Linked DNA regions of Homo sapiens: region 2 is linked to region 1. A link is a loop called in an ENCODE intact Hi-C map of the cell type or tissue named here. Cell type or tissue: K562. All regions are shown on one strand.

Region 1 (5,000 bases):
AGCTGTTCTATGCTAGAACAGCAGAAAAATTCGACGCAAACTGAGCAGGAGCACAGAAGTAGAAAGCTCTTTGTTTGAAAGATGATATTAATGGTTCATTAATACCACTTCAGTGTTGGAAGAAGAGAACATTCTATTATCATTTCTATCATGCAGGTTCAATAATTGAAGATGAACAAAATCCAATAAAATTTTACTCTGAAATACCACTCTTTTCTTTGTGGTACTTAAACATTAATTTACAAAGTACATAATGGAAAATAATTGTAGCACCCTCAAGAATAATTTGATGAAAAGTTGCAGATAATGAGATAGATAGCTTTTCTCTCTTAAATTATTACTTCAAATTAGATCAGCAGTAACCTGCAGGCAATTCGGATCTTTGTGAAATGAGTCTTCCATCTAATATCCCTTCAGGGCTTTGGTTTTCTAGCAAAGTTAATGTTTCTTTTTATTTCCTTCAGAAAGAAAAAATGAGAATGAATAATGCTATTGGTTGAATTTTATGAATATCTTTATATTACTTTTTTAAAGTATTTGAGCCTTATTGTCAAGTATTCTTGGAGATTTGAATTTAAAGCAGACTATTTTAGGAGTACATCCTTAGAATTTCACCATTTCAAGCTCAGTTTTTTCAAGGGATTTGCTAGGCTGGCGTAGCTAAGGCCTGTTATGACCCCTTGTTCTTGTCTAATTGCTGTATATTTTATGTTTTCCTAAAACCACAGGGGTTTTGTCAGACTTTTGTTTGCTTTGGCTTATATATATGTAGCCTTGTCTCCTTCTATGCTTACCCAATGCTAGGACCCTATACGTAAATCCTTTTCCTACTTTTGGGATGTTTCATAATTCTGGTAATATTGACATAGATCAATTTTGTTGACCTTTTTTCTAGGTCCCTTCTGGGTAATCGGAATGTTTGGAAAATATTTATTAACATTACTGGCGACATCTGTATTTTTAACGTTAGCTTGATTTAGGAATTATAGACATTCAAGTTACGGCTGAACCTATGACCATGCAATCCAAACCCAAGAAACAAAAAATTATGTAATTAAGATTCAAAGAAATATGATGTAGTTCCTGATCTCAAGCAGTTTGTGAACTACTCAGAGGAAATGCAACAAATGCATGTGCACATACATAAGAAAAGAAAACATGAGTTGAATAACAACACAAAATTAAAAGATTATTAGAATTAATACAATATTGTTCCAGGTTAATTGCCAAATGAGGAATATAGGTATTAGACCCATAGATCAGGCATCTGACTATTTCTATGAATCAAGGCCAGGGTCTCTGAAAGTTAACAAGGTCTGCCCAAGTTCTCAGTAAGATTTACTAATGGATTGACTGAGATTGACTAATGTGTGAACTATGGGAAAGGCATACAACTTGGCCACTTTTATGCTCCTTTGTGGAGTAACATGATCTGCCCTAGGAAAAGGAGTGCTTTGGTGAGAGGATTCAAAATCCAGAATTAGTCATGATTAAATCACATTGTCGATTTTTTTTCTATATATGGTTTTTGAGTAATTTTAAAAGATCTGTCATTGTTGTCCTTGGTGATTACACATTCAGCAAATATTCTTTGAGTACCTATTATATATTGGTCAGCATGCCTAGTTTACAGGTATAATAGTGAACAAGATGGACATAATACTTGCTTTTATTAAGTATAAAGCCTGGGAAAAATTAGACATTAAGTGGTAACACTGAATCTAAATAATTTTTATAAATATGTAAAATTCCAATTCAGTAATTCAGCAAATATTTACTAAGCACCTGCTCTGAGTCTGTGGTTATGTTACCGGCTGCAGGGCCTATGTGACTTAGCTGGACCCCTACCCCGCTTTTGTTGCCCAAGGCAATGTCTACATGACATAGCTGAATTCCTATTACCGGCTGCAGGGCCTATGTGACTTAGCTGGACCCCTACCCCGCTTTTGTTGCCCAAGGCAATGTCTACATGACATAGCTGAATTCCTATTACCGGCTGCAGGGCCTATGTGACTTAGCTGGACCCCTACCCTGCTTTTGTTGCCCAAGGCAATGTCTACATGACACAGCTGAATTCCTACTCAGCCTTAACTTTGTTAGGAAACAGCATGTCTGTGATCAAAAGTTTATTCTTAGAACTAAACCAGTTGAAACTTGCGAAATCCATGTTGGCAGTTTGCTTGACCTCTGATGAATCTCTAGCTTCATTGTAATCCAATTTTCATGACAAATGACTCACCCCTGGATGCCTTGACAGTTGATAATCACCATGACAATGACCAGAAGAAATGAAAAAATGACAGAAAAGAGGCGACTCCTAGGAAATCTCCATTCCTTACCAAGAAAAGCATAAATATTCCCCTGCTTGCTTTTAATGCCCAGCCCCTTCACTGAAGATACCCTATATCTGTAACTCCCTGGTTCTCTCTCAGGAGGTGATAAGTTGATTTGAGAGCCACACTCCCACTTCTGCATTTTATGGCCATCAGATAAAGCCTGTACTGTCTAATGCTCACTTTCAGTTTCGTATACTTGCTTGTGACACTGAACAGGAAAAGGCCCATTTTGGGGGGTAACTGGGACCCCCTGGTAACAGTTAGAGTACATCAGAAATTTACCAAAAAAAAAAAAAAGACAAAGATCATTCTCTTCATGAAGCTTATATTTCTATTATGGGAAGGAAGTTAGAAAATTAAAAAAAGAAGTACTATCTGCTGGAAGCTGGGAATGCTATAGTGCAGCAGGTGTGTGTGTGTGGCACTAAAGTAGGGTGAAAGGAATGGACAATGAGCAGGAGTGGTGGACTGGTGGGGGTGGACCACTCTCTTAAATAGGGGCATGGTACAGCTTATTGAGAAAGTGACATTTGAGAAACAGGTGAGGAGTTAGCTATGTGGATATATAGCGGAAGAATAATCAAGCAGAGCGAACAAACGGTGCAGAAGCCATATGGTGGAAATTTGCTTAAGTATTTGAGAACAGCATTGTGGCTGGAGTAGAATAAACGAGGGGAAATTGGTTAGAGATAATGTCAAGAGAGGAGTAGTTCAGGCAGATGATGTAGATCCTAGTAGGCCATTGTGTGAAGAGGCATTGGAGAGTTTTGAGTAAAACAGAGACAAGATTTGAGTGTTGTAATCTGACATACATGGTGAAAGGACCAATCTGTCTGCTAAGCTCTGGCTTCACTTAGTGGGGTTGGGCTTATAAAAACAAGTTCTATTAGGAAACTATTGAAATCATTCATATAAGAAATGACAGTGGGTTGGAGCAGAGCAGTAATAGTGGAAACAATGGAAAACAATTAGACTCTGAATATATTTTAAATAGAAAACAAACAGGATTTTCTAACAGATTGGATATAGAGCATAAGAAAAAGAAGACTCAATTTTGTTTTGTCCTGAATAAATGGAAAGATGAAGTGACCATCAATAGTGATGGAAAAGGCTGTATGAGACACCTCAGGGGACAGAGGCATGGGCATCAGAGGCTCAGTTTGGATTTTTCTGAGTTTGAGATGTATTTAGACACCCAAGTAGAGATTCCAGTAGGCAGTTAAATAAAAAAATCTCTATTGTTGGGGAGCATTTTCGACTGGAGATTCACAATAGATGGCACTTAAACCCATGAGCCTGAAGGAGGCCACACAGAGAGTGAGCATAAAGAAGAGAAGAAAAGCAAAGACAGAGCTCTGGCCTACTCCAACCTCATAAAGTCAGGGAGAGGAGGATGAAACACCAAAGGAAATGGGTAAGGAACAATGTGTGAAGCAGCAGGAGAGCCAAGTGAGTGATAACTAATGACACCGTACTATAAAATGAACCTGCAGATAAGGTAGCCCTTTACATGGAACACATTTGGAAGTGTGAAAATTTCTGTAGTTCCTCTTTTTCATATGCCACCTCACGCCAGCCATGTTCATTTTTGCCTTCATTAATGGGTCCTCCTTGCAAAGGATCCACACAGAGAACCCCTGCTTCCTCTCCACCACAGAATAATGGCAGGAAGCAGACCTAGCTACATGGGGCTTCATTCTTTTCCATCAGCTTCCTAGAAGCCTGTGGATTAATGTTAGAATCTGCTACTCCTTCGACCATAGAGCACTAAACTTTGCAAAGGCTTTGATTAATTTGAATTTGATGGCCTTAGGGTGCTTTTATATTAAAGCTCTGAAAATGTTCAGAAATTTTGAAACAACCATGATCACATTTACAATTTATTTTTGACACTTTTAAGGTTTTTCAATTTGATTTTTTTTCCTCAGAAGACAGGGCAAACTTTGTAATGATGATTAACAAGAACTCTGTGACACTTACATGGACCTGGAAAAGGGCAGAACACGCCCCTTTCCCCAAAGCACAGAAACAATCAGAACAGGTGAAAGCTGAAGAGTTCATGGGTTTGTAACCAAGTGGACCTATTCTTCTTCATTTATTGAAAAGGGCAGGACAAACACATAGGCATGTGCATTGGAGTAAAGAATGAAGTGGAGTGTGGCCAAGATAGCCAGGTGTTTCTGCCCTGCAATGTTTTCCTGCTTTTCATTTTCCTTGCTCTCTTTGAAAGATCTTATTAAATACAATGATCTCATTCTTTCAAAGGGAGTGGGGCCTTTCCCATCCACTTTTTTCTAAGAGGAACCTGAGTTGTAAATGAAATAAAATCATGTGATCTTGCTGTCATAAATATTCATCTTGGGTAAGTGACTATTTTTAATAATCAAATTCTTTGTTATCCAGAGAAGTTGAGGGTGACTGTACTTTTCCTAACCCACCTGTAAAACTACCTAAGGAATATATATAAATATCTGTATATATCTCTCTCTATATATACTTACTCCTGACTGTAATCATTCTTATTTATTACTATTTAATTTATATGGAACTCTCATAAGCTATCTCATAAACTCACAAATCATCATTCAATAAATCTGACAAATATCAAGTCATGTACTACACACAACTGACAAATGATTAGTATCAAAATATATTTTTTAAATG
Region 2 (5,000 bases), 150 kb before region 1:
TCATTTCGTCCAGTGTAGCCCCTTCTCTGAGTGTTACCTTTAGCAAGTGGGTCACTAAAGACGTTTCAGAAAAGCTTATCTAATATCACCACAGAGGACTCTGAGGTCACACTATTCTGGTCTTTACCTCATACTTAGCAACGATACGCACGACACAGAATACAACATGCTCACACAGTGCCTTCCACTGAGTTTCATACACTCCTAGGAATTTAACACCTACTGAACGAATGGAAATGATTCTCAGTTGTGTTTATACACTGAGAAAATTTTAAAGTTTCCCTATCCAGGGTCCAAGCAGCGGCATATCTTCAAGCTCTGCCAAGTGCAGACAGAGCCCCCTTGGCTCACGTTGCCGTGGATCAGAGAATACCAAACCCTGCAGCTACCCATGTGAACGATGGAATGTAAAAGCTAAACTAAACCCATTCCCACTCCCCGCTTGGCTTTGACGCAGGGGTGGTGGTGGAGAGGATTCACTAAGTGTGCCCCGCTTTGCTCCCTCCCAGCACGCAGGGCTCCATGTTGTCCTGAGCTTGGCTGTCCAGCTCTTGTTGCCCTGACTACCTTCAACTCTTAAAATCCCGCCAGGAGATCAAAATGACAGGAAAAGCAAAGGGAAAGAACCTAGAGAAGGAATGGCAACCTTCCAGTCGAAAATCCCCAAAGCAGTGTTTTTTGACTCCTAGTGCAACAAGTGACCCTCTCAAGCGGCTCTTGAAACCACGCAGCCCGCAACTCGGGGATCCACCTCGCGTGCGCCCGAGGAGCACAGCAGGCTGGACACACCAACCTTTTCCCCAACCGTGACCCAAACAGTGGCTTGGATTCGATCCTTTCCACCCCCAAGCCTTGAGGAAAATCCACTTGAGACTTTTTTCCATCTCCAGATTTCCGACGGTCGATATCCTCCTGCATCCAGCCCATTTCCTAGTTTCCTGAAGGGTAGGGAGGACGTCTGTGAGTTGGATGTCTGAGAGCGTGCGTGTGCTAGGGATTTTAAACGTCTCCCCTCTCTTCCACTTCTTCGATATGTGCTCTGAGCTTTAGGTGTCGCCTCACAAATGGGATCAATAATCCTTGTTTTACCAACTTTGTCATGAAACCCTAGAAAATCATATATATTAAAAGGGCTTTAGAAATTGTCAGGTGCCCGACAGGTTGCAGCCGCGGGTTACCTCGGAGGCCAAGGCAGCCACCTCTGCAAGGGAGTTCTGCGTCCAAGCATGGCTTGTCCGTCCCGCCTGGCCCCCATCAACAAGGCCGGGACCAGCGGCCGGTGGAACGAGCGAGAGCAGCCCTAGTCCCACAGGTGAGCCGCCCCCACAAGCAGCCAAGCCGCGAGCCGTCCCGGCGCCGTCACCGCCCGCACTCACTTCTCCACTCCGGGAGGGAGATGGGAGGCGTGGGAGAACGCGGAGAGGCGCGGCGAGGCTGGGAGCGGGAGACGGCGCCGGGAGGCGGGAAGCGGACCAGAGAATGGGAGAAGCCCGGCAGGTGGACAGGAGGAAACAAAACCCAAACGCCCCACCCTCGAAGTCGTCAGGAGCTGAGCGAAGGAAGGAGCGAGGTAGGAAAGCGTGGCGCCCCAAATATGCCGCGGGAGCGGCGCGGGAGGCGCAGAACCCCGGAGCTTGCAGCCTAGCGCGCGGGGTCCCAGCGGAGCGCGAGGACGCGAGCGGAGCCCTCCCGGTTACCTGTGCTGCTTCCGCCCTGGCTGCCCCTGTCCCGAGGGAAGATGCCCGAGCACTTCTCCCACTCCACCTGGCCGGCGAAGCACAGCTCGGTGACGATGTGCAGAGCCTTCTGGCACAGACTGTTCACTCCGTCCTCCTTGTGGAAACTCATCGTTTGGCTTTTCTTTCGTTTTCTCTTTTTTTCCCAGTTAGCCGTCTTTTCCTCTTCCCGTACCTCTAACCCCTCTGGCGCCCTAAGCCATAGTCCGCCCGCGGTGACTTTGGCTGGAGATTGCGCCGCTGAGAGCCGGCAACTCTTAGGAGCCCCACGTTGGCCCCATGGCGGGAGCGGAGGGCGTAGGGGAAGGAGAGGCGCGCGAGGAGGCTGCGGCTGCCGCGAGGTTTGCGCCAACTCTCCCGCCGCGCGAGCGAGCCGAGGCGCGCTGGAACTAGAGACCCGGCATGGAGTGCTGAGGGGAGGGGGGAGCCGTAAAAAAGCCAAAGCAAGCCCTCGACTCGCAAGCACGCCCCCCTCCTCTCCCCAGCGCACTGGTGTTTCTGGCGGGTGCCTGGCGGCGACGCGTCCAATCGCAGCCCGGCGCGGGCGCTAGGTGACAGGCGGCGGAGCGCGCAGACCCGGCTCCCCGCGTCCTCTGAAGAAGGGACTCGCGAGGGAGGGAGGGAGGGAGGGCGGGCGGCCCGGCGCCCCTGCCGAGGCCGGGGATGCTCATCGTTGCCCAGAGTTGGCCCGAGGAGCCCTCTCCGTTTTCCCAATACTTTTCCCTGCATCAGTGCAGCCATCCCCGCCGCCTTTGTCTCTCCAACTTTTCCACGGATGTATTCTACTTTCTGTGCTATCTGCTTCTGCCCTTCTGGAAAAGTCATCCCAATCGAAGAAAAACTGAAAAAGTTAATTAGAAAAAAGAATGCGTGAATAAGCAAACCCTCTTAGGTAGATCACAAAATAAAATGTTATTTGTACTAATAATCAGATAAGATTCTGTCGATTAATCCGTAATTGGCGATTGAGAATGCACAACTTGACTCCCTCCATCTCCTTTCTTAGCGACTTAAAACAAGACATGGGTGTTAAAGGGAACAGGATTAAGTTCAAATCTGTCACACATCTCAGCCTAACCTTGAAGTTGTTTTCAGGTCTTGGCGATCCTCCTACTTCAGCCTCCCTAGTAGCTAGGACTCCAGGGACTCCAGGCGCTATTTTTTTTTTTTAAACTTATTGTAAAGACAAGGATCTCACTATGGTGCCCTGGCTGGTCTCGAACTCCTGGGCTCAATCAATCCTACCGCCTTAGCTTCCCAAAATGCTGGCACTAGCCACCACGGCCGGCCTGCTTTCGGGTCTTTGCCTGAGTCTGTAAAATGGGAGATTTGGACTCGGATGTCTTAAGCTCACCTGTTTTTATAATTCTTTAATGCAAATGGGTGCAAATCAGTAGAACTAAAGCGACAAAATAATAAACATGGGCTTCAGGATATAATATGTTTATATGGTTTTTAAACTGTTTTCGGGCAGAGTTTGATCCCATATCATAACCTGAGGATTGATTTAACCCTCTTGTGATGAGGGATTCTTTATTTTTGAAGTGGGATACATTGAACTTGTTAGCGTGTCTATGCTAGTAGAATAAGTAGTCTTTTTTAAAAACAGCTAATCAGTTCATGGTAAATTATTTGCTTTGCACAGGACTATGGTAAACCTAGTATAAATATTAGGCATAGCACTCCAGTAGGGAAGCATTCATTAGTTGAATCATTTTGACCTGATCCATAGGACGATTGGTTTAACTAGGACTATTTTTACCACGAATTAAGACAAACTAAAATCTGCAGGCTTCATTTGGTTTTTGTCTTTATGCACACTGACTTGGGTGGTTTTTAAGTCAAATTGTCTAAAGAAATAATTTCACTGTCAATCAAAAAATATTAAACATCTACTGTATGCACAAAACTAAATAACACACTTTAATAAGGCCCTTTCCAATTGCCTTTTGCCCCCCATTCTGCTACAGTCTACACAGACAGACCGGTAGAAAACAGCCTGCAATGCAATGCTGTACTTTCATATTTACCATATGAACTAATTGCTGTGTAGGAGGACCAAATGAGTAATTATCTTTATACTACTTACAGATTCTAATTGCTTAAGTGGAGTAATGCAGAAGGTCTCCCTAATGACCCTCTTGTGTTTGATTTCAGTGTTAAACATTAGGTAAACAAATTCTGAAAATAACTTTCCTGGTATTTGTTTATGCTGTTCCTGGCCTGTTGCTACTCTTACTGCTGTGTTTTCACAACAAGCAGAGTTAATTTCACTTGGATATTCGTTTTTCTGAATTCATTTCTCTGAAAAAAATTTTCTTTCATCTAAAATGAATATCACAGGTTTTGATTTTTTTCTTTGTTCTTTGGACCATCTCGCAGCTCATTAGCAGGTGAATCAAAACAGTTTTGTTTGTCACTAACTAAAAGCTCAGGTAAGAATTTTGGGCAAAGTAAAAACTGCATTGAAGGTCATCTTTTTCAATGCTGAAGGATAAGATGACAAGAATTTCAATTTTCAGTCTTTAAATTTTTTTTCCAACTATTTCAGCTACCAAGAACCTAAAAAGTAAATCAAGCAATACAGATTTGCATTTACTTCCCCACTCACACTCTGAAGGAATTGGTGAAATAGTAAAAGGAGAGGAGTGCAGGTTAGACTGATATTTACTGAGCATTGTTGGCTGTGCTGAGTACTATAGTAGCCATTGTTAGTCAAAAAAATACTAGCTGTAATGATCTCTGTCACAGCTTCCTTCTGGATGACCTCTACGTTATGTAGAGGAGGGATTGGTTTGGAAATAAGGAGCCCAGGAAAAACCCGTGTGAACTAAGCATACCTGTTAAGTGACAATTTTAAACATTCAAAACTCTGATTTCCCTACTTGCTCAATCCTCTTTCAATTCCTTCTTGCCCTTTCTCGTTCATATCGTGGGGGAGGGAGAGTTAGCTTGTTAGGCAGAGATCTCTCTACGGTAAGGGGAACTTGGGAATCACTCTAACACTATAATTTTAAATATTATTTGACCTCCAAAACAGGAACTAAGAGAGTAGGTAAATGAAGAAATCTCAGAGCAGCTGAATGAAGATCACAGAAAATTATTAAATTTGAACTTACTTCAAGTGTTACTACTTTCCTTTTCTGTATTCTATTGGCAGCTCAGATTCATAACAGACCAGTTGTAACTTTCTGTATACACTTGGGGCTGGTCCCGTATTCCTCAATTCAGAAAATGGAATTGCCACTCACTGCCAACTGGTGA

The links. A loop is a pair of places that touch in the nucleus more often than their neighbours do. Peaks named below come from ENCODE experiments on the same cell type or tissue, not always from the same donor. Only the 100,000 strongest peaks of a DNase experiment are listed, where the experiment ranks them.
Region 2: a loop joins it to region 1, with 3.0 times the contacts of the local background. A loop is called at or near these places in 2 of 110 quality-filtered maps.

The regions. Positions count from the first base shown.
Region 1 is chr12:33,586,064-33,591,063 of GRCh38, forward strand. No RefSeq gene overlaps it. Among named protein-coding and RNA genes, the nearest start is that of SYT10, 150 kb to the left of the region's middle. RefSeq lists an enhancer at 1,545-2,465 and a cis regulatory region at 1,811-2,679. In K562, no CTCF peak of the experiment used is centred here; a DNase peak (open chromatin) is centred at 2,278.
Region 2 is chr12:33,437,675-33,442,674 of GRCh38, forward strand. SYT10 (synaptotagmin 10) reads right to left here and starts at 2,145. Exons shown (of 7, transcript NM_198992.4): 1 at 1,698-2,145. The coding sequence starts at 1,848. RefSeq lists an enhancer at 1,056-1,872. In K562, no CTCF peak of the experiment used is centred here; DNase peaks (open chromatin) are centred at 127, 1,267 and 2,237; H3K4me3 peaks cover 2,544 bases.